Regions from separate parts of the Mus musculus genome. Here all the other regions are linked to region 1. The links are chromatin loops, found by intact Hi-C in ENCODE. Cell type or tissue: left cerebral cortex. All regions are shown on one strand. Links, peaks and the distances in the headings refer to the core of each region. The heading gives the core; the rest is flanking DNA.

Region 1 (10,192 bases), core at 2,576-7,575:
CAGGTTCATCCATGCCAGGCCATGCATATTAGACCTGCCTGTCTCCTTGACACCAGACACACAGAGCGGGTTCTCACAGTTTGGTGATATGGGGCCAGGCCCTCAATACCAGGACCCACGTGTGCTAGTGTCCCTGGGATCCCAGTTCACAGAAGAGCACCAAGGCCTGGAAGGTAAATGGATGTGCTTAAAGTAAATGGTAAATGCCAGGTGGGAACTTGAAGTTAGAGGGACTCCAGGATTCATGTCACCCAGATGTTCCCCCTTGAAACAACCCTGGAGCGTCAAGACATATCATAAGGATGGGACAGTGAAATGGCTCAGTGGGTGAAGGTGCTTGCCACTAAGCTTGAAAACCTGAGTTTGACTCCCCAGGAGGCACATGATGAAAGGAGAGACCTGACTCCAGCAGGTTGGTCTCTGACCTCCACACCTGGGATGTGGATACACACACAGATGTATACATACACACTCATATACATACATGCATACATACATAAAGACACACACGCACAATCATACACACTCATCTACATGCAAATATACATATACACAGACACAATACATACATAAACACAAATAAAGAAATATAATAATTTTTAAATTTTGATTTCTTGAGACAGGGTCTTACTATGTAGCCCTGGCTGTTCTGGAACTCACTTTGTAAAAGACCAGGCTAGCCTCAAACTCACAGAGATCTGCCAGCCTCTGCCTCCTGGGTGCTGGGATTAAAGGAGTGTGTCTGTCACCATGACTTCTCGCAATTTTTTTTTTGTTTGCTTTGGTTTTTTTTTGAAAAAAAAAAAAAAAACTTTAAAGAATAGAAAAATATTGTAAATGTGAGGAAGTATGAGCTGTTGACGTTAGGCTCTCGTACCAGTGGATTGAAAATACCCAGGGGAGCCGGGCAGTGGTGGTGCATGCCTTTGATCCCAGCACTCGGGAGGCAGAGGCAGGCGAATTTCTGCCTGGTCGACAGAGTGAGTTCCAGGACAGCCAGGGCTACACAAAGAAACCCTGTCTCAAAAAACCAAAACAGAAAAAGAAAGAAAAGAAAAAGAAAGAAAGAAAATACCCAGGGAAAAATGGGCACCAGCACCCAACATGCACAAGAGTGTTTGTTTCCCTAAACCACCACGAGTAACTGTTTGAGCAGGAAGACTCTATATATCCTCTCAACTTAAAGCACACCAGAGGGAAAGATCCACTGGTGGTGTGCGAACGTCATCCTGTTTTGTGTAAGTGCCTTAAGCTTATCTGCCTATTGATATCCCAGGGATCCTGAAACAGGCCCCTGCGCATACAGAGGAACAAATGAATTTTAAGGGGCTGGTGGTATAGCTCAGCTGTCATAATGCTTGCCTAATGTGTACAAAGTCCTGGATTCCACCCCTAGCACCCATAAAACAGCTGTGGTGATGTGCACTGTAATCCTAGAGACAGGGTTTCTCTGTGTAGCCCTGACTGTCCTGGAACTAAAGGCACAGGCTGCTCTGGGAGGGGACCTGGCTTCAGTTCCCAGCACCCACACAGCAGCTCCAGTCCCAGAGGGCTCTGCTGCCCTCTCCTGGTCTCTGCAGGTACTGATGTATGGGGTGCCCAGACATACAGGCAGGGCAAACATTCATACACATTAAAATCAATATTTTTTTTAAGCACACTGCCTGTAGGAGCTGCCCTCTCGTAGGACGTGCCCCCCCCCCCAGATGCTATTTGTCTAATAAAACACACATTTATCTGTGTCTCTTAGAATGCAGCCATCTCTCCCCAGTGCATAGCCGCGCAGCAGGGACCAGCGAGTCACCAGGGGCTGAGCAGCACTGGTTCACACAAACTTTAGTGGGAAACCGAAGCTGGGTCCCTTCCTGCCTCTATGGTACAACCAAACCTTAGAGATGGAATGGCTGAATCCACCTGGGCCGCATCTGGGTCATACTCAAGTACCCGGTGAAGCTCTTCCTTACTCAAGGCTAACTCGGGGCACTTGTGCTCTCGTGGCCTCTCACTAGGGGTGAGAATGGCTCAAAGACAAGGATCACGTGGCCAGAAAGCTGGGCTTCCGGCACATCCTGGCCCCAGCCCCTTCCCCTTCCCGAAGTTCACCCTTAACAGCTGTCCTCCTGTGGCGACTGTCTCCCTCCCCAGCTAAGCTGGAACCGGGGCTTTGGTGAGCCTAACCCGCAGTCCTGGCTAGAGGGCAGCCCGCCGGACGCACCTCCAGATTTAACCACTTAATCCCCGAAGTCCCCTGTCTAGCTGGCCGACGAACCTGCCATTAATTCTTTAAGGCTTCCCTATTATTTGTCACCTAGACTGGGGCTCCTTTCTCCTCTTCTAGTCCCAAGGCAAGAGTCGACTGCCCTTCCCTGGTTCCCCATCCTCTCTCCTTCCCCTCCCCCTCTCGAGGCAGGCAGCTCCCAGCTCTCTCCCTCCCCACCCCCCAACACAGCCTCTTTTGTTTCTCTCCGGTATCTTTGGACAGTGACTAAGGTTACCTCCCCCCTCTCCCTCCCCCTCCCCCCGCCACCCCAGCCTTCGAGGTGCAGAATGTACGGTGGACCCTCCCACCCCCCACCCCATTACTTTACCAGATGTCCCCCTCCTTCCATGCAGCCCCCCCCCCAAGCCAGGGCAAGGGGTGGCTATCCCGTCAAAGCTTGACTGTTCAGTCCAGTTCGTTCTTTGCAAAGACTCAGGTCGATGCTCTCGGCCTCAGTTTCCCATTCTTTTTTTGAAGTGATAAGAATGACCCTAACTATTTCAAGTGGAGTGAATTAAAAGCTAGACACAGCCCTGTCCTTAGCGGCCCTCCCCCCCCCCCCCCAACACACCCTGGAAAAGGGACCGCTCTCCTTCACAGCCAGGTGGAGTGCAGCAATGGCTCTTACCTGCCCACAAAGGACAGGTACCCAACCCCCGTGCTAGGACTGGAACCCAGGGTATCCTGCATGCTGAGCAAACCCTTTAGCACTGAGCTGCATCCCTAGCCCTTCTGGTCCCTAAACCTACCTCATATGTATGCAAATTCAGACAAACCAATCCGAGTGTGTGCATACAGAGGTCAGAGGTGGAGGGTAAACACCGTTTTTGGGTTTGTTTGGTTTTTTTCTCTAGAGTCCCTCCCTGCCCCTGTCTCCTCCCCATCCCCGGTCATTTTAACTCAGTCGGCTGACCAGGGAGTGCCAGGACCACCTGTCCCTGCCCTCACTCCACCCCTCCCTCTAGAGCAGGGGTTACAGCCTCGCGTCTCTCCACAGGGCTTGGTCACAGATGCAAGGGTCCTCACGTCTGCCCAGCAAGCACTTTGCCCACTGCCCTGTCTGGCTTAGCACTCTACTGGGTTTTAAACTGACTTCCCCAGAGGGCTTGGGGTGGGAGGATGGCTCAGAAGGCACAGACATCGCCACCCCTTAAGTTTGATCTCTCAGGACCTCTGAGGAGACAATCCACTCCTCCAAGCTGTCCCCAGACCTCTTGGCATTTGCGTACCCACACACAATGAATAAGTTAATAAATAAAATAAATAGGTTTTCAAAAGAATAGTGCACTTCATCGCAATGACCATGGTAGACTATGGCCAAGGGTGGAAAAAGATTCCAGCTGTTAAATGGTCAGTAATGGTCATGGTAGCTCACATCTGCAACTGCTTTATTTATTATTGTTGTTATTGTTATTATTATTATTATTATTATTTAATTTGGTGCCATAATCCATCACGGAGCCACACAGGAGCCCCAGCCCTTACAGCCACCTCAGAAGCAGTAAGAATTGTTCCTTCAACCCTCCTAAAGTCACCTGTGCTGTAAGCTCATTGCTAATATTATTGTCCCCGTGTTGAGTATGGAAGAACTGAGCCTTTGGGGCTTTATTTCTTTTTTGTCTCTTTTATTAGTAACTTTGTGGACCAAATGTTACTGGCTCACAGCTGGGGCAAAGAACAAATTTGCTGGGCCCACTGACCCTGGTTAAAGCTAAGCTCTTAAAAGATATCCCCCAACCCAACACCCTCCCAGAGACCAAGGTAGACCAGAGCATTCTCATCCCCATCCCCACCCCCCACCCCCCTCCCCCACCCCCCACCCCCGCAATGCTGGGGAGAGCATCCCACATCTAGTACACAGAACTCAACCGATTACCCTCTCGGCCGGCTTTCCTGGCTCTAGCCAACTAGGGCAGACTGGAAAATGAGGGTGTGGTCATCTTGTTACCAGATGAAGGGAGTACCCCCGACAAGGGCTTCAGGGGTGCAAGGGACCATCTAGAGGAAAGCGCCGGCACTTCCAGGGGTCAGGAGCACAGAGAAGTGAGAACCCTGGTGGGTGTGGCAGCTAGGAGGGGAGACGTTGTAAGCAGAAGCCAGGAAGGAGTTGGGGGCGGGAGTCAGGACGCAGCACGGAGCTATCTCTGGGACGGAAACGGAGCTAGAATAGAAAGTTAATTCTAAAGCGAAAGTTATCTCTTGTTTCCCTTGCACACCACATCCATACCGTACCACGGGGCTCCAGTTTCCCAACTTCTTGTCAGAGCTCAGAGTGGAGCGCCGGGCCTGCGTGGACCGCAGCCTCTTTTTCGGGTTCCCTGAGCACCCCAACTCCCGACATGCATGCACACCGATACAGGCTCTCGCCCTCGCCCGGAGTCTTGAGTGGAACGACACTAACAGCACTTCTGCCATCCCGCCTGTGCTCCTAGACTCCCGAGTTAACATCCCTGCCCACCCCTCGCTTCTATTAGAGATTTCCTTCCCTCCCCATTCACTTCTGCACCCTCCATTTCTCCCCCACGCCCCCACTCTCCAATTCATAACCAGTATGAATTTCCCTTCTCTTCCTCCCTCTTTCTCCTCCCAAAGTCTACATTTTGGGAGTCAAAGCTGTGGCACCCTTCAAAATATTAGCCCCACCCCCCGGGATTCCGCAGCAGCGGTACTTTTGAAAGGGAGAACAGAGAGGAGGCGCGCAAGGGACCTTCAGAGCCAGGGAGCCGGGCCGCAGGGCGCCCCGAAGCGACAGTTCTCTTCGCCAGCGCCCGGGCTGCGCGGGCCCACGCGACATCTGTCGCCCGCGCTCCCGGCTCACACCCCGCTCACCCCCGCAGCTCCTCGGGCGCTGCCACCCCCCACGCTCCGGCTGCCGCCTCTCCCTGCGGCGCCGCGCCAGCTTCCTAAGGTGTCTGCGCGCCCGTCGGGCAGGGCTGGGATCAGCCCAGAGCATCTCAGGGTCTCTGGCTACCTTACCTGTGATCTTCACATTCCGACCCATTCTCGGAAGTCAGCCTAGTTCCCACCCACCCCACCCCGTTTTATGAAGCCTCTGCACTAGAAATCTAGAAAGGCGACCCCGACCGACACTTCTTGCTCCCCCAAACCGCCTAGCCCGGTACCTGGCACACAGCGGGTGCTCACAGGTCACCCTACCAAGGACCCACCTATAGCCTCCCGATATCAAACATTAGGCACCCAGCACCCAGGGACGGTCCGGAGCACACAGCAGGCGCCCACACCTCTCGCCGTCGCTGGGGAAGGTGATAGGAGGCCAAGCTGTAAACCGCGACACCTCGTGGTAAAAGGAGCAACAAAGTTACCCAGGAGATGGGACCTTGATGTGCGCCTGCCTTGGAGAGAGGACCACGACCTACCCCTGAGAAACTTCCACGGGAGCGGGGGTGGGAGGAGTTGGGGGGTCATAGAGAATGGGGATCACCACAAACTGCAGACCCTTGAGGAGACGGGAGTTGGCAGTGGAGATATGGAGACCTGGTCAAGTTGGAATACCAGGCGGTTTGAAAAGGGCCGGGGACTCGAGAACCTGTGGTGCATAATTAGGGGAGACTCTTAGCTCGGACTGGTGCAGTTCTACTGCGTGTGTTTACTGGGGCTGGCAGCGATTGTGGTGGCTTACGTCCTTCTAAAACCACTATGCTGCAGAGGAAGGAGGAGGAGAGAGAAGAGGGAGAAAGGAGAGAGGGGACAGTGAGGAGAGAGAGAAGGGGGGGAGAGAGAGAGAGGTGGAGAAGGAAGGGGGGACACGGGGTAGTGGGAGAGGAGAGAGAAAGCAGACTGGAGAAAGGGAAAACAGGAGAAAGTGGAAAGGCAGAGGAGAGCTACACAAGGGGAAGAATAACGTGAGCCAGGGGATTGGAGAAAGAAGAGAGTGAAAACACTGAAGAGAGATGAGAGTGAGGGAGAAGAGAGAGGAGTGGGGAGGGGGGGGAGAGTGAAGACAGAACAGAGACAGGGGAGCGGGAGGAGAGGGGGAGGAGGTAAGGAAAAAGAGGAGAGAGAGAGGGAAAGGAAAGGGAGAGGAAGGAGAAGGGGAGGAGGGAAGGAAAAAGAGGAGAGAGAGAGGGAAAGGAAAGGGAGAGGAAGGAGAGAGGGGGAGAGAGTGGAGATGGAGAGTGGAGGGAAAGAAGAGAGGAGAGAGATGAAGGAGGGAAGGAGAGAGGGAGAGAGAGGAAGGAGGGAGGAAGAGAGAGAGGGAGAGAAGAGAGAGGGGGAAGGAGAAGGGAGGAAGAGAAGAGAGAAAGGAGAGAGGAACAGAGGGAGGAGGAGAGAGAATGAGGGAAGAGAGGGAGGGAGAGGGAGAGAGAGAGAGAGAGAGAGAGAGAGAGAGAGAGAGAGTAGGGGGGATGAGGCGGAGCAGATACTCGGGGTCTGGATAAAGAGGGACAGAGGGCAAGCGAAGAGTAGGAGACCGGGTCCGCTGTTCCTCGCCGAGGAGCCCTGGCTCCCGCTGTCGCTGTCGCTCTCCCGCCCGCTTGCCCGCGTACCTGTTGCTCGGTCCGGGCTGGGTCTCGGCTCCGGTCCCCCCCACCAAGAAGGCCCCGCGCGCGCCGCCTACGCGCTCCGCCTGCCGAGCAGCCAGGCCGCCAGCGCCGCCACCTGCGCGGCCGCGCACAGCCAGGGCCAGCGGGCGCGGAGCGCGGGCAGCAGCGCGGGCAGCGGGTCCCGGGGCCGCGCGCGACGCCGCATGGCGCGTCGGTGCAGCTCGTCGCCCAGCGCCTGCAGCCGCAGCGCGGTCACCTGCGCCGCCGCCCAGCGCAGCCCGGGGCGAGCGTCGCCGCAACCGCACACGGCCGGGGGCCCGCGGCCGCGATGCCGGGGACACGGGCACATGGCGTGCGGAGGAGCCTCCCTGGACCCCAAGTTTCGCCCTTCACCGCGCGTTTGTTGTGCTGACGGCGCTATTATTAATTAAAGTGTCACATGGTGGAGGGGGCGGGGAGGGCGCGGGGAGGGGGTTACATCATCCGGCCCGGGGGGTGGGGAGTGTGTGCAGGAGAAAAAGCCGAGAGGTAACTTTTAACCCTCGAGACGCCGGCAGGGCGGGGACAGGCAGGGATGCGGGGCTTCGGGAATGCTGGCCCGGGGTCCGCTGTTTCGCTTCCCGGGCTGCGGGAGGCTCCAGCTCGGAGATAGCCTGGAAAGCCAGCTCGGTGCGCACTGTGAATTGAGCTCCGGGAGAATTCGGCCGTAATGCGAAAAGATCCCCGGGCTGTTGTGTGGCCTGGGTGGTGGGAGGCAGGGTTCAAGCCGACTTGCCCTGTTTCGGGACAGCCTCCGCACCTGTCAGCCTCCGGGTGGGTGCACACATTCCTGACACGCGTTCGCACCCCCTTCTGGTGACCTGACTTAAGCGCACCCCGGGGTGGGAGCCTGAACCCTGAAATGAAGGCGGGGGACCCGGGATGGGTTGGACTCCAACTTGGGCGAGTCGCCTTTGCACTCAAGACATCTCCCCACCCCCCACCCCCCACCCAAGAACGTGGTTCTAGAGAGAAGTTCTTGCAGCCTGCTTACTTTGTAGGCTTTATCTTTTCAAACGGGGTCAGAGTTTGCTGGCGACCCTGTAAGGCTTTGCCTTGGTGCCCAGTGAGGTTACCTAACCCAAAGGAAGACCAATCCAGTTTTGCTCCAGCTCCAGCCTGGGAAGTCCTCTGGGGAGGGTGCCGACCAGTGAGGAGGCTCCTGGGACTCCTTAGGGTGCTAGAGAGACCCGCCCACCATGTCCAAGCCACTGGATTTTGGACAGCTTTGGGATTGGGGCCTGAAGGAGCAGGGAAGTGGTCCATATACAACCTGGTCCATATAGTGGTTTCAGGCCAGCCACAGTTACAGAGAGAATCCTTTATTTAAAAACCCCAAAGAGTCAGGGATGCCTCTGTGGGTAAAGGTGCTTGCAACCGAACCTGATGACTTAATTTCAGTCCTGTGAATCCGTGTGTTCCAAAGACAGAAATCTGATACCCACAGATTGTCCTCTGACCTCCATATGTACTACCCTATGTGTATGCACATAAGATAGATAGATAGATAGATAGATAGATAGATAGATAGATAGATAGATAGATAGATAGATAGGAGATAGACAGACGTATTCAAACAGAAAACAAGTCGAGCAGTGGTTGTACACGCCTTTAATCCCAACACTTGGGAGGCAGAGGCAGGCAGATTTCTGAGTTCGAGGCCAGCCTGGTCTACAGAGTGAGTTCCAGGACAGCCAGGGCTACACAGAAAAACCCTGTCTCAAAAAACCAAAATAAATAACTAAAACCCAAAAGATAAGAAACTATGAACTCACCTTTTTGGAGTTCTGTGATGTTATTGTGACTTTCCTTTTGTTTCAAAAACTCTGCTACGGTGTAACCAGAAGCTCTCCTGCCTCATCCTCCTGACCACCAAATGACAGGAGGACTCTGCAGCTTGACTGACTTTCAGCCACATCAATGGGCTACGGGCTCCCTTGGAAGCTTGGTGAGGTGACTGTCAGAGCTCAGCATAGCCCAGCTGTGTGCTTTTGGTGACCCTCGCCCCCACCCAGTGGGCAGTCACTGTGCCCTTACTACCCACACTACAGAGTACCTTCCATGCCAGCTGCCTGCCAAGGTCCTGGCCTGTGCTCCTACAGAGACTCTTTCGGTGTCCTGTTTTTCAACATGAGGAAGCCAAGGCCCAAGTCCATGAGGCCTCTTGCCCAAGATAGGGGTTAGTACAAAGCAAAGGCTGGCTCTGAACCAGGGCACCCAGTAGCAGGCACAAAACTCTAGCTATGGCTTGACACTGGACTCTGTATTCTGAGACTGATAATACCTCCCTCCCAGGACCGGGGCCCAGATTAAATGAAAGAACCCTGTGCCAAGCGCCTGGCACGCATCGGGCTCAAATAAACCTCCGTCCCCTCTGATTCTGGCCAGAACTCCTTCCCCATCTCCCGGGACTCCCCCTCCCTAATCCCAGCCATCCTTAACAGAGGGGCAGCTGAACCATTGCCCGAGTGTAGTGGTCCAAGATTGAAGATACAGTGTCTATTTAAAAAGCCCTTTGGATTTAAATTGAACAATCCCCCCTCCCTTTTAATCTCCACGCTTTTAACGGCTCACTTCATGGACATTAATTTTAATGGGACGATTATTACCCTGTTTGGAAGCCTGCCCCTCGAAATGCTGGGCTCACAAGGTGGCACTGGGTTGGCTCCCAGCAGCTTGGACTTTTTTTTTTTTTTTTTTTTTTTTTTTTTTTTAAGCAGAGAGTACCGTTTTGGCGGTGGGGAGGAGAGGGGAAGAGAAGAGGGCTATGGGGAGAGGGGGTCAAGGGAAGACCTCTGTCCCCTCATCACTGAATCAGAGTCTCTAAAGTTACCCAGTTACCCTGACCCTCTCTGCACTTGGTCACTGGATCTTGAAATGTAGCCTTTAAAAAGCTCTCTCTCTCTCTCTCTCTCTCTCTCTCTCTCTCTCTCTGTGTGTGTGTGTGTGTGTGTGTGTGTGTGTGTGTGTGTGTGTACGTATGAGATGGAGTGCATGTGGAGGTCAGAGGACAATTTGCAGGAGTAAGTTCTTTCCTCCCACCATGTGGGTCTTGGGGATTGAACTCCCATTATCAGGCTTAGTGGCAATCACCTTTATCCACTGAACCCAAGATTGGGCCCTTTTGAAGTATCCATTCCTCTCTCTCTCTCTCCCTCTCTCTCTCTTAAAGAATTATTTATTTTATGTATATGAGTATACTGTAGCTGTCTTCAGACACACCAGAAGAGGGCATCAGATCCCATTACAGATGGTTGTGAGCCATCATGTTGTTGCTGGAAATTGGACTCAGGACCTCTGGAAGAACAGTCAGTGCTCTTAACCTCTGAGCCATCTCTCCAGCCCGAAGTATCCATTTCTTTAACTGGGAAGTAAAGATGACATCTGT
Region 2 (10,192 bases), core at 3,259-8,258, 58 kb after region 1:
AACTCATGGCTGCATTTATCCATCTCTGCTTCTCCAGGGAATTATGGGAAGGGCCACAGCTCCAATAACTCTGCATAATCATCATCGACTCTGACTCTATTGATTGTCATTAACCAAGATGTATGGAAAGCAGTTGTAAGTGTGCAGTGCATGTACCACACAAGGGCCATTAAGATGTTCATTATTTTTCAATTGCTACGTCTTACGCTCCCCTCGATGTTTGCTCTAGTGCATTTCCACAGAGTGGCTGCACTGTGGGGCGAGTTCATTTTGTTAATTGTGCAATACAGCAGTCATGTTCTATAGAAAACAGTAAATACCCTGGATTTTATTGATCACAGCAGAAGCACAGAGCAAGGGTAGAATTCTGAAAACCTCTGTGCCGCGGGTGTAAGCGTCCTCTGTGTGGGAACTGTACCTCAGCAGCTTTCAGCCGCTTTTCCCTTCCAGGTGGAAGCAGCAGATCCCTGTTCGGCTCACGGTCAGCATGGGCAGACTGCTCAGAGCACATCTTGCACAGGAGTGCTTCCTAGATTCACAAAAGCTGCAGCTGCTGGTGGCTGTGGAACTGCATGGGAGATGCTGGGCGGTAGGATGGGAGGCAGGGGCCGGGACACCATGGAGAGCACCCCAGACAGGCCCAGCACCAGGCCAGGTTCCTCCCAAGGATTGTCAGTACTTAGGAGTCTTCTGTTGGGGGTGGGGGAGTGTCCCTCTGCACTCTACTGGTTATTAGTAATCCATTGTAGTATTTGTCTTCCTAGTTGGAGTGAGCACAACAGCCAAGTCCTTGGCACAGGGATCCAAGTGCTCAGAACCATGAACTGTGTGCTGCTGAGGCCTGATCACAGTAGAGTTGGAACTTCATTTGGGAGCAGCAGAAACAGGGTCCCATGGAGGAAGAAATTCCACCGATTTTTTTTTTTTTTTAAAGATTTATGGTCAGGCGTGGTGGCGCACGCCTTTAATCCCAGTACTCGGGAGGCAGAGGTAGGCGGATTTCTGAGTTAGAGGCCAGCCTGGTCTACAGAGTGAGTTCCAGGACAAACCCTGTCTTGAAAAAAAAAAAAATTATGTATGAGTGCTCTGTCTGCATGTGCACCTGCATGCCAGAGGAGGGCATTGGATCCCATTACAGATGGTTGTGAGCCACCATGTGGTTGCTGGGAATTGAACTCAGGACCTCTGGAAGAGCAGCCAGTGCTCTTAACCGCTGAGCCATCTCTCCAGCCCAATTCCATTGATCTTTGTGTATACTTACCCAGGATATGAAATTAAGTGTGGAAGGCTGTCTTGAGTCAGCCCAGCCCCGTGCTTTGGTGCCCTCTTCTGGGGCTTTGGTTGCTGGTATCTGACTGCCCATGAAACAGGGTGGTGGGACTGATGGAGATATGTGTGTGTGTGGGGGGGTCCTGCCCAGCTGAACACACTGTGCAAACCATGAATTCCTTGTGTTTCACTTAAATGGGGCTGGCTCTTGTGAGCAGTGTCTGTTGAAAGTCGTAGTTTCAGGGTGTGGAGTAACTTGTTGGCTGCAGACTGAGGGAGGCCTGGGCACAGTTGGAGCCCACTTAGCTCTGGGCCTCAGTGTTCTTCACAAACCCTCCTCCATTTGTCCAGGTGGCTTGGAAGAGCTTTGAACACATTGGTTTTGAGTGACAAAGAGCTGGCCCTGGGGAACAGATGCACCCTTTGCTGCTGGATGTCGCATGGGAGGGGACTGAAAGGCTATGTCAGGTGGGACTGGTCCCTCTGCCCCCCTTTTCTTGTGGCCTCTTGCTTTGAATAAATCTTCTCACAGAAGCACACATTAGAGAAAGCTCTAGAGTTGTAATCATTTAAACTGGCAATTGCCCTGGTACCAAGGAGCTTGGCATGGGAGCCAGTACTCTTTTTAATAAAGAGTCAGCAGCCACCTCTGACCTCCATCTTGCCAGGCATAGCATGACTGGGAAAGCACTTGGTTCTTCATGTCCCTGGCCCATGTGCAGCTGGTTCCATCCTGTCTCGCTGGGAAGAGGCCTCCTACGTTGTCCTGTGATCCTACAGCAGCTAATGTACTGTAGTTGTCGTGTGCACACTGTAATTACAGCCATCAGTGCCGAGGTCCAGAGGCTTCCAGTGTGAGTGCTTATGGCCGTGCCGCTGTCACAGGAGTGTCTGAATCGGTTGAGCGTACTTGTCCTTGGGCAGCGATGGAGACATCTGGAGCCTTTTCCACCTCTGTCTCTGCATCTTCCTTAGCTCTTCCTGGCCATTGTGAGTGAGCATAGCCAGACCACGCTCAGGAGTTTGTGCAGGGCCCTCTGCTGAGCAGTGTTGTCCACTGGTGACAGTGCCTGTCTGCAGCAGGGCTCAGCAGCACCAGGTTCTCTCCCTTGGCTGTCAGAACCTGCATTATGGGTCTTGCAGCTCCTGCTCAGATTCGAAATCTGCCCCTATCAGGGTGAACCGCCTAATTCTCTGCTTCTTTAGCTCTGAAGAACAGAGTTAATTCAAGTGGCTGTCTGCAAAATTCCATGTTTATGCAAATAACTGCCTTTGCCTGATGTCTCCCAGAGCTACAGTTCAGACTGTTTGGAAGGAGATGCTAAAGTCTGAGGAGATCATCTGTGTTCTGGGTACTTCACTCCCCATTACTAGTGGGGGCTGCTGGTTGGGAGGGAGTGGAGGGTGCTGCCAGTGACCTGCTCTTTCCAGACACCACTTCTTTATAGCACTAGCTGTGCATGAGGTACAGAGGTTCAGGCCCAGTGAGGATGGGCCTGCACGAATGGCCAGTGGCGGTAGCACGGAGCCCTAAGTCAGCAGGCAGGATGGGCAGAGAGCCTTGGATGCTTCTTGGAGTGACTAGGATTGTGAGTCAGTGTTGGAGGGACCTGGTTTGTCCTATGATGGGACTGGTGACAGCGCTGACAAGGCAGGCGTCTGTGAGGAGCTCAGGAGCCTGCGAGCCAGCGCTCAGGAGAAGCGTGCGTGTTTTGGTGTGCAGGGGCAGTGTGAGTGCTATGACTTAGCTGTGCCCTGTGAGTCCCTGCCCTGCCCTGTGGAGCCCCTGCCCTCCTCCCCTTCCCTTCTCCCCTTCTCTGTGGAGTCCCTGCCCTGTGGGGTCCCCACCCTCCTCCCCTACTTATTCTTCAGATGAGAACATAGCAGCAGTTGTCTTGCACAGCACTCTCCTGTGCAGCTCAAAGGTGAAACATGTTTTCCTTGTGGTGCTTGTTGCTGGTTTACCTCAGAACTCTCTGGAGAAGGCAGTGAGCTGTAGCCCTGGTCCCCCAGAGCCTGCCTTTCACACCCTGCCCCTCCTACTGTATTCCCAGTGGGGCATCATGAAACACAGCATGAAGACCGTGGATGTGCTGAAAGAGTCCAAGCAGGGCTGTCTGCAGCAAGAACAGCTCATGGTTTCTCTTCATCTTGCTTTCCTGAGCCGTGTGTCCTCCCCTCTTCATGTGGAGAATAGCCTGAGCCTGGAGAATAGACTCATAGTCTGGACTCCTATACCAGCCTTCCTATCATCTCTGTAGCGGAAACAAGCGGCCTAGCCTGCTCCAGTGAACAAACTGAGTCAGGTTGAGGGGGCCGAGCTGATGCTTTGTTGCAGCTGTGGGGAGCAGCTCCTTCTGGGGTTCCTCATCAGTGTGGTTATCCAGATCGCTTCCTGAGGAGCCTGGACCCTGTGGCTGTGATCTGTGTGGGCCACGTCAGTGTGCAGCTTTAGTTATTCATGCATTGTCACAGTTAAGGAGAGCTAGGAGGGTTAGTGATCATGATAGTGGCAATCCAGTGTGGGGAGGCCTCTCTACTGTGTAGCCCTTTTGACAGAGTTGTCTATACTCTGTCCTGCAGAGTGAGCTCACCCACAGGATGACCTGGAGGCTATATAACCTACATGTTTACAGGTTACTGTAGATTCCTGGGTGGGAGGGCATGCTGCAGTGTTATAAAGAAAATGACCCTGAGTCAGAGCACTCATGGTTGTCTCATTAGGAAATCTTTCCAGACAATGGAGGCACACACATTTAATCCCACTACAAGCAGGTAGATCTCTGAGTTCAAGGCCAGTCTGGTCTACAGATGGAGTTCCAGGAAAGTCAAGACTACACAGAGAAAGCCTGTCTTGAAAACCAAATCAAGCCGGGTGTGGTGGCGCACGTCTTTAATCCCAGCACTCAGGAGTCAGAGGCAGGCGGATTTCTGAGTTTGAGGCCAGCCTGGTCTACAGAGTGAATTCCAGGACAGCCAGGGCTATACAGAGAAACCCTGTCTCCGAGAAAACAAACAAACAAACAAAAAACAAATCAAACCAGCGGACCAACCAACCAACCAAAAAACCCAAATCTCGCCTTGGGTGGCTGATGGGGCTGAGGGAGTAAGAAGCACTTGTCTAAAAAAGCTTGGTGTCCTTAGTCCATCTTGGAACCTGCACAACAGTGGAAAGAGAATCGACTCCACCAGCTTGTCCTCTGGCTGCCACACAGGTATCCAGTATGCATGTGCACAGCAATACATAGACATGGGGTCTCACCTGAGGCTGGCCTTCTGTAGCCATGTCAGACATGATCATGTCCTAGGTTTCGGAGGTGACTAGATGTTTTATCTCTGCAGTGAGATTCTGAGGGAGTGTGGTTAGGGCCTTAGGAGCACTGTCCCTTGGAATCCCTGCCTCTCTGTGCTCAAGAGGCCCCTACATACAGCTCCTTCTCCTCCACCCTCACCCTCCTTACCTGAGGGATTCAGCAGGAGGAATGTGGACTCTCAGCGACAGGCAGGGTGCACCTTCATTTGGCTACCCTATCATCCTTAAGGCCTTAAGACAGTGGGCTATCCAGGAAGTGGTCAGAGCTGCAGGCCAGAACTAGGGCCCTTGCTTTTTTAGTGGGCAGTGCAGGCACTTCTTTCTCACAGGAAGGTGGCAGTACCTGGCTCTGCCACGGAGTCATTTGAGCAGATTCGATGTCCTTAGGGGCCCTAATGAGTTAGCTGTGCTCCTGGAGGAGGTGTGAAGAGCTTGTTGGCGCTCTGTGTCCCAGCTGCATCTGTGTCTCCGCATGCATGCCTGCTGGGATGCCAGCACGGGTCTATGGTTCTGTCTGTGACTCCTGGAGTGGGAAGGGTGAAGGGGATGGCTTGGTTATGAGGCTGGAGAGGGCACATCACACTGCTCTTTCTCCTTCCCTCCCTTCCTTTCTCTTTTCCTTTGAGACAGTCTCACTATGGAGCTCTGGCTATCCTGCAACTGTGTACACCAGGCTGGATTTGAACTCACAGTGATCTGCCTGCTTCTGCCTCTCGAGTGCAGGGTGGTCACCATTGTGTTGTAACAGCGTGGGCTGTGTCCACAGCCTTCTGCAGTCCAGCCGACAACTTCCTCACTCAAACCACTGTAGGAACAGGGCCTCCCGCCAGCCCACATGCTCCATTCAAACCACCATAGGAACAGCGCCCCCGCCAGCCCACATGCTGCCATGTATAGCCTCCAGATTTCTCTTGGAACCAAGAGCATTATTCTCTTCCAGATACACGTCAGGGGATGTGCGGGTGTGGGACACCCGCACCTGGGACTACGTGGCCCCCTTCCTGGAGTCTGAGTCTGAGGAGGAGGATCCTGGAATGCAGCCATATGTCTCCTTTGTGAGGATCAACAGCTCGCTGGCAGTGGCGGCTTACGAGGATGGTGAGTACCACCGTCCCCCCGTCCCCCCCCCCCCCCCCCCCCCCCCCCCCCGTCTCAGAGAAAGCCTCACCCAGTGCCGAAGCTGCAGCTGCTCCCTCCTCCTCTGAGCATGCACACACTCACATAATCACTCACCTACCTCCTTACACAGGATGTATGTACATTCGCACACACCCCTGCCTCCTTACACACACGGTTATGCACTCTGTCCTGCTTTTAAGTGAAGAATCTAGCCAATAACCCTGTGCATTAGTAGGCATTGGAACATGATACCCATTAAAACTGGTGTTTAATTCATCCTGGAACCACTGAGCCGGGCATGAGTGCCAGGCATGATGAGACTGGCCAGACCATCTTAAGCAAATGCTGTGTTTAGTTTAAAATAGTAAATGTACTCAGCCTACTGTTCCTGTGTCCTCGGCTGAGTCTAAAAAGAATAGTGGCAAGGATGGAGAGGTGATCTGACATATGTAGGCAGAAGCGGGAAGTCAGCACCCGCCTTCACCTGCCACTCACTCACACCGTGTACAGCTCCTGATGGCCCGGACAGATCCTGAGTGCATGGGAGCAACCATGGTTTTGCAAACTGTTAGAGGGATGATGGGACAGGTGCATTGCTAGGGATAGAGTTCATCTCACCTCACATGGCCTCCTACCTGTCCCCTGCTCCCGGTCCTGATGTCCATTGCAGATTGCCAGGCAGCATCATGTCATTTGGCACAGAGGGCAGAGCTACAGGAGCTTTTAAGGAGCTTTGTAACCACCTAATATTTAACGAGAATTCAGAGCTAAAAGAGTAGACGTAGAGATTTTAAAAATTGAGCAGGGCTGGTGAGATGGCTCAGTGGGTAAGAGCACCCGACTGCTCTTCTGAAGGTCCAGAGTTCAAATCCCAGCAACCACATGGTGGCTCACAACCATCTGTAACAAGATCTGACGCCCTCTTCTGGAGTGTCTGAAGACAGCTACAGTGTACTTACATATAATAAATAAATAAATCTTAAAAAAAAAAAAAAAAAAAACTAAAAAAAAAAAAAAATTGAGCAGAACTTTATTTACACTCTGTTCTTGTGGTTTAATGACAGTAGACACCACAGATGGTCATTAGCTAAGTTGAGATTGGAGGTGTGGCTCAGCACGGTACTTGCCTGCCATACATGAGGTCCTGGTTCAACCTCAGCATCCTCAGTGCAGCAGCAGCAGCAGCAGCAGCAGCAGCAGCAGCAGCACAATACGTCTACGGTGGTTAGGCTTTTCCATTTTGCTTGTTGCTCTCAGATATGCAGCATGGCCTCATGTTTGCTGCTTAGTCTCCAGCTGGCCTTGTAGCTTTGGAATGCTCTAGCAGCACTTCCTGTCCTGAATACTTGATTGGCACAGACACTTCCACCAATGGGAAACTGAGGGCTGGAGGATGAAGGTGTTGAAGCCATAGCTAGTGTTGTCTCCTAGCCCCACTGTTGTTGGAGCCGAGTCCCTGACAACAAACATGGAGACTCTTATAAATCGAGCACTGGGTTCACTGTAGTTTTAAATTTTCTAACATTTACTTTTAATGAGGGTTCTTAGATTATTTAACTTCCCTTCTAGCCCACTACCCACCAGAGGTTAGTGGAAAAGAAAGGTAATTAGGATATGGGAGAAGTGGACCTGTTTAGAAATTGTTCTTTGGAGCAACTCCAGTCTGCATTGTCAGGAAGTCAGCAGTTCAGTTCACAGGTCAGCAGCGGCAGCTCTGTCGACCTGCAAACCCTTCACAAGTATGCCAGCAGTCCAGTTCAATAGGCTCATGATAGAAACATGAGTCAGCGGACACAGCCAGCAGGAGGGACCAGGACCAGCAGGGAAGCCAGGAGAAGTTCTACACAGTGCCTCTCAACGAAGTGAAGATCAGTGAAGCCGAAGACTCCAGACCAATGAAGTGTTGCAAAGCTAGCTATGCAAGCAAGCAGTCGCTCTGTTCGGTCTTATTTTTACTCCCTCCAAACATCACGTGTCCTCCCATGGGTCTTGCCTCAGCAAAACACCACGTAAGTCTGTCTGTCTTAGCAAAATTCCATGTGAGCCTGCATCAGCTGACATCACTCTGCCAGTTGGTCCGAGGAAGGGGGAAGAAGCTATAAGAAACGTATGAGAAGTTCTTTGGTGAGTTTCTCTCTAGCGTCACCACAAGCAGAGCTCAGCAACTAAATGTAAGGCCAACCAATACACGTATGTCATTAACAGAGTCCTTCATCAGAGTCCTTTCATGTGCTTGCTTTAGCAGAACATCCTTTCACCTGTGTCTGCTTCAGTGGAACACTCCTTCACTGGTCTGCCCTTGCAAAACACCATCTGACACATCTGACTTGCCAGAGAAACCAGAGGTTTCCGCCCCAGCTCACCACATCTGACCAGCTTGCAGATAGGGCTTGAGGGAAAATATAGTGTGCTACAAGTTAGGTGTGCACAGAGACTGCGCACGGATGTGCATGCTAAGGAGTGCTCCTCCATGCTGCGCTTGCTCGCTCGGATGGATAGGCCGTCTTCATAGCAGTACAGGGGCAATGTAGATACGATGAAGAACTTCCTTCATGGTAAATACTCGATAGAGGTTTTCAAAACATAGTTTAAATGTTTCACGTTAAAACTCTTAATTTATAAGCCGGGCGATGGTGGCTCATGCCTTAATCCCAGCACTTGGGAGGCAGAGGCAGGTGGATTTCTGAGTTTGAGGCCAGCCTGGTCTACAGAGTGAGTTCCAAGACAGCCAGGGCCACACAGAGAAACCCTGTCTCGAAAAAACAAACAAACAAATAAACAAAAAACAAACCCTAATTTATTCAGAAGTAGTGAGCATTTACTAGCAGCACTTGGAAGGCAGAGGCGGGTGGCACTCCAAGTGTCAGGCCAGCCTGGTCTACTTAGTGAGTTTCAGGCCAACTGGGGCTATATAGTGAGGATCTGTCTCAAAAAAAAAAAAAAATCAGTTAAAATTTAAACAACAAAGATGTGTATGTGTGTCACATGTATGTATATATACATACATGGTAAAAAAACAAAACCTGCTGAAAGTCCCCTTCAACTTCTAGGTGCTTTCTGCTTCTAGGCCAGTGTTGTACACTCTGTGTGTCTTGTTCTTAACCCAATGACACACCTGGGTGACCTGTGTTACTCTCCTCAGTGTTGTATGGTGCCACGCTGCGCACTGAAGTGTCCACCACTTCTGAATAAGTTAGGTCTTTAAGTGACTATTTGAACTATGTTTTGAAGATCTGTATTTCAGTATTTATCATAAAGGAAGTTCTTCATCATATCTTCACTGCTCCTATATTTGTACTGAGCCATCGTCACTGGGCTTAAGGCGGACATGCTCGGTGTCATGTCAGGCATGCTGCTGAAGTGTCCTCAGAAATGTCCCTGTCATCTGTTAGGCTTTCAGTTTTTTGTTGTTCTATGTGTGCAGGTGTTTTGCCTGCATGTACCAGTGTGCCATCTGCATGCAGTGCCCTCCCGAAGCAAGAGGAGGACGTTGAGTCCCTGGAACTGGAGGTCCAGACAGTTGTGAGCCACCATTTAGATACTGAGAACCAAATCAGGGTCCTGTGGAAGAGCAGCCAGTGCTCCAGCCACTAGCCGCCTCTACAATGCTCACTCTGGCTTTGTGGCGGAGTGACCCTGAAAGCTCACACCTTTGTGATGATCCTTCTGTGCCAGCCTGTGGCTCACCCAAAAGCAGTGTGTCTGCATTTGCTCTCAGTAGCAGTGTTGTAGCGAGCAGCTTTGCACAAATGTCCTGTCATGTGTATGCAGGGTAGTCGGTTGCTATAGGAAGGGTCTCCAGGTGGGAGAGTACAGATCCCATGCTGTCTTCTGCTCTCCAGCAGGTGTGAACCATCCCTGTGTTCTTGGGTAGGGTTATTGTGGATTTGATAGGGAATGGAACATAGTGTGGGAAGGGTTTGATAGTTTCTTATGCACACCTGCCACTTGTGGTCCTTGTGTTTCCTTTGTGGTCGTGTCTCAGTTAAGTCCTCGTCAGTACTGAGTCCACTGTGGATCAGTAGGAAGTTGACCTGAGTACCCGTGGTTTCTAGCACCATGAGACAGGTCTGCTCAGGGCACTGCTGAGCTGTCTGCTGTCAGTGCTCACAGCTTGTGCTTAGGGTCTCAGGGCACGTTGTCGGGCAGCCACTTCGCTGTCAGGTAAGCTGAAGTCCTTCAAAACCTCAGCACTGTCCGCTTAGGTGTGCAGACCATTTCTCCTCCAGCACTAGCAGGCCTTCCCAGCCTTCCCAGCCAGGTCAGGTTGTCAGGATTTCTGTGGAAGATCACACCTTCTGGTTGTTTTCCCAACCCAGGTGGCCATGTCCCCAGTCTCACCTGGGTGACAGACTGCCAACCCTAAGAGCTGACTCAGGTCTAAATATCAAGTGCACATTCCCTGTTCCCCTCCAAGAGCAGTGGCTAGTGCTTCTTGGACACAACCCCTGTGGAAAAGGACTATGTACAGTCTTCGGTGTGTGTGCAGTT
Region 3 (10,192 bases), core at 1-5,000, 73 kb before region 1:
TCCGTTATCATCAAGGCAGGAACATGGCAGCATCCAGACAGGCATGATGCAGGCAGAGCTGAGAGTTCTACATCTCCATCTGAAGGCTGCTAGTGGAAGACTGACTCCCAGGCAGCTAGGGTGAGGGTCTTAAGCCCACATCCACAGTGACACACCTACTCCAACAAGGTCACACCTCCTAATAGGGCACTGTAGAGCCAGAGTTTTGGGGCCTGAAGTGACAGGAAGAAATGAACAGCCTAACTGTGTCAACAGTGATGACATACGTCACTTAGTGAGATGCTGAGGACTGGAGAGGTATAAATCTGGCAGAAGAAAGGCAAGAGTTCTGTTCCAGGTGGGTGCAATGGAGACAATTATCAGAATGTGGAAAAGCCAATGGAGACAATTATCAGAATGTGGAAAAGCCAGACAGGATTACAAGGTCAAATCTGGGCAAGAGAGTAAGACACGCCCCCCCCCCCCCCCAGGAGTGACTGTGCAAAAGCGCAACCATTCAAAAGACGGACTGTGATACAGAAAACCAGAGAACTATATTCGTAAGAACAGCAAAACAGGATCAAAGGGTGCACAGGAGCAGGAAAGGCGGAGGGGCAGGTGACCTACAAAATGCAACTCAGTCAAGTGTGGTTTCTAGGCAAATGCTGGGAACTGGTTCCTACTACAGTGGGATGCCAGGTCTCTAGGAACTCTCTACCAGGACAAAAACGGGAAAGGGAGGTTGAGAAATTAAAAATAAAAAAATAAAAAATAAAAATCTACCCAACCAAGTTGTGCCCCAAAAGGGAGCCTGTTGGGTCACCCAGGTGAACAGGCACAGAGAGCCCTTGGCCACTTCCTGGTCTAGCCATCTCTACCTCCTGCCCATCAAGAAGCCTGGGGCTGTGCGGAGCAGGGAACGCGACAGAGGAGGGTGCACAGGTCTGAGGACCCCATTCTGCCTGGCCTACCAGCCAGATCCCGCACGGAAGAGGGGCGGTACAAAGACCTGCAGTGGGACGCCTCCCTTAGCGGCCTTCGATTCACAGGAGGACAGGAGGAGGATCACACAATCGGAGGGAGGAGGACTAGAGGGTTGAGGACTAGAGAGCTGAAGGGAGGACCAATGGATGATCCAGGGACTGAAAGGAAGAGGCTCAGAGGCTCAGAGGGAGGACTGAATGGCTGCATATCAGGAGGACTACAAGGTGGAGGACAGGAGAGAGGAGCATCAGAGGACAGAGGATCAAGGGAGGGAGGAACTGTGAGGATCGAGGAGGAGGGGTTGGAAAAGAACAGAGGGTGAGAGGTAAGAAGTTGGAGGGCAGAGGAGAACAGAGGATGGGGAGGCAGAGAATTCGAGGGAGGAGGAGGAGTGGAGGACGGAGGGAGCTAGGGAGGGGAAAGGAGAAGGGCAGAGGACAACGCAACGGAGGGAGAAGGGCTGAAGGAGGATTTTAGATCAGAGGGAGGAGTGCTCAGGAGGAGGATTAGAAGAACGATGGGGAGAAGGACATAGTATTTGAGGGAGGAAGCAGGATCGGAAGGACGGAGGTCCTGAGAGAAGTCGCTTACCTGCTTGAAGGTGCTGCTGAGGAAGTAAACTAGCGAGAGGCCGAAAACCAGGGCGAGCACCCAGCGCTTGCGCAGGAGCCGGCGCCACAGCAGCGCCGCCAGGTTCAGCATCCCGGTAGGGCGCAGGCGCAGAGACGACCCCACGGCATGACCCCTGCAATCCGCTTCCAGCACTGCTTTACCTTCCCGCAGCCAACGCGCCGGCCACGTGATCCGCCGCACGCCCCGCCCCACCTAGTGACGCCAACGCCAGGCCCCTCCATGCCTCCTCGCCATTGGTTCTGCCGGAGCCTCGGCTCTCCATTGGCTGAATGTGACGGCAGGGGCGGACCTTCTCGGACTAGAGGCAGGCCTCCCTGTGCGAGGGTCCTAGCGCCGATCGCGTTCTCGGTGGCACTGCCGGCCGGAAGTCACGTGGCGCCCTGGCCACGCCAGGGATTGGCTAGGCTGGATTAGCAGAGGCCGTGATTGCTGCAGTGTCTGGCAGGTAAATGAAGGCTATGCTCGGCCGCTGCTACCCTGTGACCCCGCGAGCCTGGCGGCAAAGGCGCTTCGCCGTCCGGTCTGGGGACGCCGCTCGCGCCCAAGCGTCCTGTAGGGGACCGTGCAGCCTCCTAGGGAGGACCAGGGTGTGTGGGACGGAGATGGTCCATTCATTCATTCTGTAGCATCCTGTGGGCTCCAGGAGTCAATACGAGCCTACTTGTACCGCCCGTTTGCCACAGAATCGTGGGCATTTAATTTATGACGTTTTCTCAAAGCTTGTAGGTGGAAACTTGGGGATACCGTGTTTTAGTTTCCCCGAGGATAAGGAGTAGTGGGGCCACCCGGAGTATCAAGCCAGATTGCAAATTCTTGAGACATGTTACCTGATGGATGACAGTTTCTTTCTTTATAAAACGGCCTGGTTGAGAGTGTAGCTAGGTGATAGAGGGCTTGCCTGAATATGACGATGATACCAAGGAGTCTTTTCCTAGCTAATTTAATCTTGCAGAAAAGGCAGGCACCTTAGCCTGTGGCTTCCTAGCTAGCTGCAGCCGAGAAGGCTGTGCAGAATTAATTAATTCCGCACCCATTTGTGTTGGCCTGGGCTAAGAGATGGATCTTTCTCTGTAGGGAAAATATGCCGGGAAACTGAGCCTGTTCATGGAAGCATATTCTTTATTTCTTTAAAGATTTTATTTATGTATGTATTTATTTTTTAATTATATGTTAGAGTGGGTTTGCCCATGGGAGTGCAGGTGCCCTCCGAGGTCAGTAGAGGGAGTCAGATCACTTACAGCTGGAGGTACAGGTAGTTGTGAGCCACCCTTGTGGGTGCTGGGAACTGGACTTAGATCTTCTGCAGGAGCAGTAGCCATATGGAGTCTCTCTCCAAGCCTTGCCCTTCTTTCTTGGCTTTCTATTGGTGCGGGAGGTAGGACGAGGTGTGTGCGGATCTGTCGCTGGGGAAAATCAAGGTGATCTAATCTCTACAGAGACGTTGGCCTTCCATCTCTGCAACTCCAAGGTGGACGGGCAGCCCAGACACAGGACCTCTCAAGGGTCATAGTAAACAAACCCACATGTCAATGACTGGTAAGTGCTGTGGGGAGGTAGCCTGTAACCCTCAGCTGGAAAACCATGCCAGGGAAGGAACAGCAGGTACAAAGGCCCGGAGGCAGGAACTCTTAACTTTAAAGTGTCCAGAGGTACCTGGAGTTCTTATGGCCAGAGATAAGTCACAGAATCAAGGTTGTAAACGGGTAATGATAACGTCCAGCACAGCCTGGAGGCCTCCAACGACTCTGATTTTTATTCTGGTTTCACTTAGAAGCCAGTAGAAATTCTAAAATCATTTTTATGGCCCCCCCCCCAGTGTGTGCTTGTGCACATCTGTGCGTGCGTGTGCGTGTATGTGTATAAGTGTGCACATGCATATGTACATATGTAGGTATGTATGGATGCTCAGGGTGGGGGGGCCATTGCAAATGTCCGTGGAGGTCAGAGGTCACCCCCAGGTGTCATTCTGCCAGAACTCGGCACCTTATTTTTGAGATAGAATCTCTCACTGGGACCTAGGGCTCCTCAGCTGGAAGGACTTGGCCAGGGAGTACTGGGAATCCTGGTTCTGCCTTCCCAGTGCTGGGATTACACAGTGCAATACCATGCCTGGCTACTTACAGAGGTGCTGGGGATCAAAGTCAGGTCCTCGTGCATGTGTGGCAAGTACTTTATCCACAGAGCTCTCTCTCCAACCCTCAGGATGCATAGTTTGCTGATAGGACAAACCTAGTAAGGCCATAACCCACCATCAGCACCTCAGGGAGGATAGCTCCAAGGCTACCAGAACTACTGGGCTATTACAGTACCCAGTCACATCCGACAGCTAATTCTGTAACAAGTCATCCCAAGGCCTGTTCACACAAGTGCTTTGTACCACCCAAGGTCTGCTGTCTCCAATGAGTCTCCTGTCCTGTGCTTCCCTCTGAAGAGGAGGAAGAGGAGGAGGAGGAGGCCTGCTCTCTCTGGGACCCAGTGGCCACATCCCATCAGGAACCCTGAGTGTCCACGGCACATTTCGTCAGCATGGAGTTCTGAGGTCCATGTGGCTCCTTGCTGCGCACCAGGTGACGTGTCTCCTTAGGGATTTGTACCTTCACCTATGAAGTGATGGAACCCTGGGTCCCACTGCTCCATTCTCTCCCCAGGAAACAGAGAGGTTCCTGGCTTGTCTGAGGCCACATAGCAAGTTAAAGGGGGCAGTGTCTGCTGCTCACCACACCCAACAAACACCTGTCTGCTCCCATTTGTTGTTTTCTCCCTTTTGGGTAGGAGCCACCTCCACCTGTGACTCTCTCTATTCTCACTGTGAGATGGGGTACTTATTTACAGTCACCATGGCAACAGGCAAGGAAGGAGCGTGTCCAGAGATGTAGCTCACACGTGTGTGTCGCTTTCAGGTGCTAAGGAAAATGCAGAGACGCCACAGTAGCAACACGGACAACATTCCACCTGAAAGGTAAGAGTCTCTGCCCCCCTCCCCAATTTCCTCCCATCTGGGGACCCTAGCTTTTTCAATATTAGTTATTGGGGGTATAAAACAGACCCAATGGAGAATTGCTTTGCAGTGTATTTGGCAGCTTCCCCCTTCCTATAAGAACGCACCCAAGGCCGCCGGCTTTATAAAGAGAAAAGGTCTGTGTAGATCACAGTCTTGGAGGCTGAGAGAGCCAAAGGCAAGGCCAGCTCAGTGGCCATATTTGACCTCATCACCTAGTGGCGTGGTTGGCAGTGGCGGCTGCATGCATGGGTGAGTGTGATTTACTTCTCAAACACGATGGAGAGGTCCAGGTAGCCTCAGTGGATAAAGTGCTGTTGTCTTAGGACAGTTGTCAAACCTTGTGAGACAGATCTATATGACTCAGACTCTTCCTGCCAGTTTTTCACATATAGAGACACCTGGCCTCCCTCCATGAGCTGCTGCAGCAATCCCCACAGGGTCTGGCCTGCCTACTGGAGCATCCCTGACCAGTAAGGAGGCTGTGAAGTTCAAAGTCAGGGAGCTGGCAGATTGGTGCCTGGTGAGAGCTGGTTCCTGGATGGCTGTCTGCCTGCTGTGTGAACCAATGTGATCACTGGGGTCACTTTCAGGAAAATGAGTGTTTCAAAGGCAGCGGCATCCCCAAAAAGCCCAGCCCAGCAGGGCTGAGACTCACCCTGGCATCCTCCCTGGAGAAAACTGTCTAGGTCTTCCTGGGGCAACGTACACGCAGCTGTGGAGGTGCATGAGGCAGGGGAGGGGACGGGGTCTGATGACCTCCCACCTGCTCGCTCTTTCTCTGTGTCCCAGTCTTGTGAGGAGTGTGTGCAGCTGTTCTGATTTCCGGAAGCCACATCAGTCCCAGAGGACAGTGTTGTGTTGTACACCAGTATCCAATCTCAGGCATCTATCGTGAACACGGATAGGGAACAGATGCGCCAGCTGTGGTGCCTTTCATGGGAAGCAGCAACCTCCAGGTCTCAGACTCTCCAGCCGTAGAGAGGTGATACTGGTGAAGTTAGAGTCCCTGGTGGAACAGTGTATTCGAGAGCCCAAGGACACGCACGCAGCACCTGTCCTTCGGTTGGCAAGCCCGGTGGCATCTTCTGAGCTGAGGGCAGCTTTGCTCTCAACTGAACCCAGACGGATATCTCTGGGGACAGAGACAATGGCAGATAGAACACTGCCCACCGTGCACTGAGGGGCTACGCCACACCTCCCTAAGAGCCCCCTGAAGATAAGATGTTCGAGAGGGCAGGTCCGTTAGCAAAGTCACACAGCCAGGAAGTGGCAGGGCTGAAATTTGATCTCTGGTCCATTTGTTCCTTATCAAACTTTGTACTTTAATCTTTAAATTACATTATTTATTTATAGTTTTTAATTACATTATTTATAATGTAAAATTACATTATTTGTAATGTTTAATTATTTGTAATTTTAATTACATTTATTCATTTACATTATACATGTATTTGCCTCCAGCTATTGGTATCACAGACGACTGCTAAAACTATCCAGTTTTTACATGACAGCCGCCACTGCCAGCCACAGCACTAGGTGATAATCAAATATGACCACTGAGCCGGCCTTGCCATTGGCTCTCTCAGCCTCAAAGACTGTTGTTGTCTCTTATAAAAAGATAAAGAGAGAAGGGATATGTTTGGTGCATGTGTGGTCAGGTGTGGGGGGAAGGGGTGCCTCTGCGGGCCCAAGCTGAGGCATCCCTTCCCCCTGAAGGACCAGCCACACAACTACATGACAGTATAGAATAGAGTTTATTCAGGGCATGGGGAGGGGAGTTAAGGAAGAAGAGACAGAAAGGCAGAGAGAGAGAGAGGCCAGCCATGAGCACGTGGTGCAAAGAGAGAGGGGGAGGGAAATGGGGAGAGAAGGAGTAAGGAGCAAGAGGACAGAGCGAGAGCAAGAAGGCAAGAGAGAGAGGAGGGGGCAAGCAGCCCCTTTTATTGAGAGTCAGGCACACATGGCTGTTGCCAGGTAACTGTGGGGCGGAGTGTAGACAAAATGCTAACAACTGTGATCTATTTAAACCTTTTCTCTATAAAGCCAGCTGCCTTGGGTGTGTTCTTACAGTGAATGGGGTGCCTGTGTCATGGCACGTATGTAGGCCAGCTTGTGGGAGTTCTCTTTTTTCGCCAGGTATCAAACTCAGTTTGCCAGTTGTCTGCAGACACCGATACTCAATACTCATGAATGCATCTCATGGGCTCTTTCAGATGCATAGTTTGCCTTCTCAGACCCAAGTGGGTACACTCCCCTGGGCTGTGAGCTCGGCTGCTCTTAAGTGGTTAAGTTGGAAGTGCATAGCCTCCAGCTCCCTAAGGAATGGTCTTTCCCATTTAGGCTACAGTCCTGGCTGGATACAGGAGAGGCTGAGGGGGAGGGAGACCAACTAAAAAAAAATCTCTTGGTGGTTTGAGCTTTCCCTATTTGTCCCGAAGTTCCCTGGAGCCTTGGAAACTCAAGTGAGCTCAGGGGTTGTGGGAGGCTTTCCAGAGTCCCCTGGGGCGGTGGGGTCATCCATGCAGGCCTGAACACCGGGCAGGATGTGGGCTTCGTGAGCCAAGCTCTTGAGATGTGGAGCGAGCTCGGTCCCTCCGAGACACATAGCCATGGTGTCTGTTGTTGTTGCCGCCGCTAATATCATCAGTATTTTTATCCGGAGCCCCAGGGAGAAGGACCACACAATTCCCAGGCTTTGGAGGCCACCAGGGAGGGGGCCCAGAGGGGAGAGTAATGAGGCCGCGCCAGGGTTGGGATGACATTACCATGAAGCCCAGTTTGTGAAGGAAACAACCCCGAGGTTTCTCCAGACCAACCTGTTCCTTTGCCCTCAGTGTCCCCTCAGTGTCCTGTACAGCAGCAATAGGCTTTCCACAGTAAAAAAAAAAAAAAAACGATTCCATGATCAGGTGAGTTTTGTAAATACCAGCCTCAATCAAATGCTTTAAACAATCCCACTTATCTGTGTGTGCTGGGCGTCCTGCCAGAAATGGTTCTCTCCTTTCAACATGTAGGTCCCAGGATTTGAACTCAGGCTTTGCAGCAAGTACTTCTATCCACTAATCCATGCAGTTGGTCCCTAAGATATACTGTGTTAATTACTGGCCAGACTAATCCCTCATTCCTCCAAACAGCATTGGTTGAGCAGGCCCTGAGCGAGATGGATACATTGTGCTTTCTGGAGAGGTACAAAGGGAGTGATCAATCAAGGTTGTCCCTGTCACTCAGATCTCCAGGAGATTTGTCAAGGTAGAGCCCCCCCCCCCCCCCCAGATTTTGATACATTTGGGCTTTGATGGGTCTGGACCACCGGCGGTTTTGCTGGGCTCCGCACAGTAACCACAGCACACAACTAGGATTGAGGGCCATGAGTCTTTAGGGAAAGGCGGGCAATAAATTGACCACCGAGACCAGTCCCCTGCAGGCAGGTGCAGGCTTTAGAGGTAGCCCTATCTTCCCATCAAAGAGGAGATGTGTCATCTGACATCTGATGGAGAAATGAATGCAGGGAACCTAGACAGGGTGGGGGAGGGCTAGGGGACAGCCTAGTGCCCAAGGCTCAAACTGAACTCTCAGTTCCCTTGAGAGGTAAGAAGTCCACTGATAAACTGGGGCTTGGGGTGCTCATCTGGAACCTCAGTTTTCATCTGTAAAATGGGAGTGCACTTGGTATCTTTCTCTAGAGCTTAGCAGAGTCTTCTAGAAATATAGACTGGGGGCCTAGTGAAATGCCAACTCTACCTATATTTAATTATTACATGAATTAATGATCAACTAGTAATTAAACAACTAATCATATCCATATAATAAGTAGAGACTGGGTAGCACAAGGTCAAGGCCAAAAGCAGCTTTTATGGGGAGTGACTGAGAGTGAGAGCCCAGTGCTGAGTTATGGCTCAGTGCAGAGAACGTTCACCTTGCACTCAGAAAGCCCTGGGTTCAATCCCCGGCACTGTCTAAACCTGATGTGGTGGCACACACCTATAATCCCAGCATTTGGATGGTGGAGGCAGGGGAACTGAGAGTTCAGTTTGAGGCCAGCTTAGGGAATAAATGAGACCCTGACTCAAAAATACACAAATGTAGGCTGTAGAGTTGGTCCACCTGGGACCAAACCCTCCGTTCTTATTCCTCACCAGCAATTGACCAAGTGCTTGTGTCTGTGTGTGCCTCAGTTGGTTTATCTGTGAAATGGGGATATTATGTATAGCTGATGTAGGCTGGTAGGTGGATTTCATGAGTCATTTAGAAGCATACAGGACCTCGAGCAACAATACCCAGCCTTCTTCCCAGTTTCCCAAGACAGGGTGGTCTTGAAGTTGGGCGCCTCTCAGCCTCCCAGGTTCTGGGATCACAAGCCTATTGGAGCTGGTGCCACTGGTGGCTTCCCACACAGAGACTCAATTTCTCATGATAGCAGCGGCAGCAAGGGGCGGGATCCACTTCCTGGAGTCTCTCTTCTCCATCTGCTGTGTGTCTGTCCCACAGAGACATCTGCCATTCGGGACTGGGGTCCACTATTTAAGACCCTCCCCTAAATAGGGTCACGTTCTGAGGTTTGGATGTTAGAGTTATCTCAGTTCCGGATGTTCGCCGTGCATCTGATTGTGGGTTTTTCCTGGTTCATTCCCTCTTCCCAAAAAGCATTCAGGATTCAATCCTGGGGATAAGCTTGATGTCCTCTAAGTGTGCAGACCCCCCTTCCCTCTAGACACCATAGTGGGGTTAAGTCTGCTCCCTCCCAGCACAGAGACCGATCTGCAGTGTGAGTTTGGGGCCTGGCCTGATGTGAGCTTTGTCTGTCATCTTCTCGCAGCAGAAGTCGCAGCCAGGCGCTCAGCCCCGAGGCCAGCGTGGATGAGGGTGGTGTATTTGAGAGTCTGAAGGCAGAGACGGCCTCCCCTCCTGCGCTCTTCTCAGGCCTGGCAGGTGGCCTGCCTGCCAGCCCCTTCCCAGCAGGCCTGGTGCTGGGCTCCACGGCGGGTGGCGGGGATGTCTTCATCCCCATGCCAGCCACCAGGGATGAGGCCGGTGGCCGCAGCGCCGAAGGAAGCACCTACCACCACCGCCAGGCCCACCACCACTTCCACCATGGTGCCCACCGCGGGGGCTCCCTGCTGCAGCACGTGGGTGGGGACCACCGTGGACACTCAGAGGAAGGGGTCGACGAGCAGCCCGGAACTCCAGCACCCGCACTGTCTGAGCTCAAGGCTGTGATCTCCTGGCTTCAGAAAGGACTGCCCTTTATCCTCATCCTGCTGGCCAAACTGTGCTTCCAGCACAAGCTGGGTGAGTCCCAATGGGCCCTCAGCGCCAGGGAAGGACTGCGCATGCCTAGAGCTAGGGCCAGACCGTGTGCCAGGGACTGCGCATGCCCAGAGCCAGGACCAGCCTGTAGACGAACTATGGTGGTTTGGGTCAGCCCTGGATTCAAATTTCCAGCCTAACTGTGTGACCTTGATCAAGTGGCCTGGCCTCTCTGACCCTCGGTTTTCTCCTCTGTCCAGTGGGGTTGAGAGAGAAACTTCTTTAGCTGGTCTGTGTGTAGGTAGGAAGGGAAGAGCAGAGCGTTAGGCTTTGGGGAGCACAGCTCCG

The links. A loop is a pair of places that touch in the nucleus more often than their neighbours do. Peaks named below come from ENCODE experiments on the same cell type or tissue, not always from the same donor. Only the 100,000 strongest peaks of a DNase experiment are listed, where the experiment ranks them.
Region 2: a loop joins it to region 1, with 7 times the contacts of the local background. A loop is called at or near these places in 7 of 42 quality-filtered maps.
Region 3: it touches region 1 in a loop (4-fold over the local background); 11 of 42 quality-filtered maps call a loop at or near these places.

Annotation. Positions count from the first base shown.
Region 1 is chr5:118,166,705-118,176,896 of GRCm38, reverse strand. It overlaps Hrk (harakiri, BCL2 interacting protein (contains only BH3 domain)), which reads right to left and starts at 7,133. Exons shown (of 2, transcript NM_007545.2): 1 at 6,769-7,133. The coding sequence starts at 7,114. The coding sequence ends at 6,836. In left cerebral cortex, for the core only: a CTCF peak has its summit at 5,571; DNase peaks (open chromatin) are centred at 5,484, 6,832, 7,430, 7,536 and 2 more places; H3K4me3 peaks cover 3,261 bases; H3K27ac peaks cover 1,068 bases.
Region 2 is chr5:118,109,100-118,119,291 of GRCm38, reverse strand. Fbxw8 (F-box and WD-40 domain protein 8) reads left to right here. Exons shown (of 11, transcript NM_172721.2): 5 at 5,523-5,680. Among named protein-coding and RNA genes, the nearest start is that of Gm26411, 35 kb to the left of the region's middle. In left cerebral cortex, for the core only: a CTCF peak has its summit at 5,482; DNase peaks (open chromatin) are centred at 3,505, 5,068, 5,506 and 5,995; H3K27ac peaks cover 1,450 bases.
Region 3 is chr5:118,236,821-118,247,012 of GRCm38, reverse strand. Rnft2 (ring finger protein, transmembrane 2) reads left to right here and starts at 1,988. Exons shown (of 11, transcript NM_001109902.1): 1 at 1,988-2,041; 2 at 3,982-4,163; 3 at 4,497-4,555; 4 at 9,417-9,886. The coding sequence starts at 4,140. Spring1 (SREBF pathway regulator in golgi 1) reads right to left here and starts at 1,786. Exons shown (of 5, transcript NM_001081236.1): 1 at 1,555-1,786. The coding sequence starts at 1,665. In left cerebral cortex, for the core only: CTCF peaks have their summits at 1,649, 1,887, 2,123 and 2,813 (motif pointing right); DNase peaks (open chromatin) are centred at 1,108 and 1,845; H3K4me3 peaks cover 2,421 bases; H3K27ac peaks cover 1,431 bases.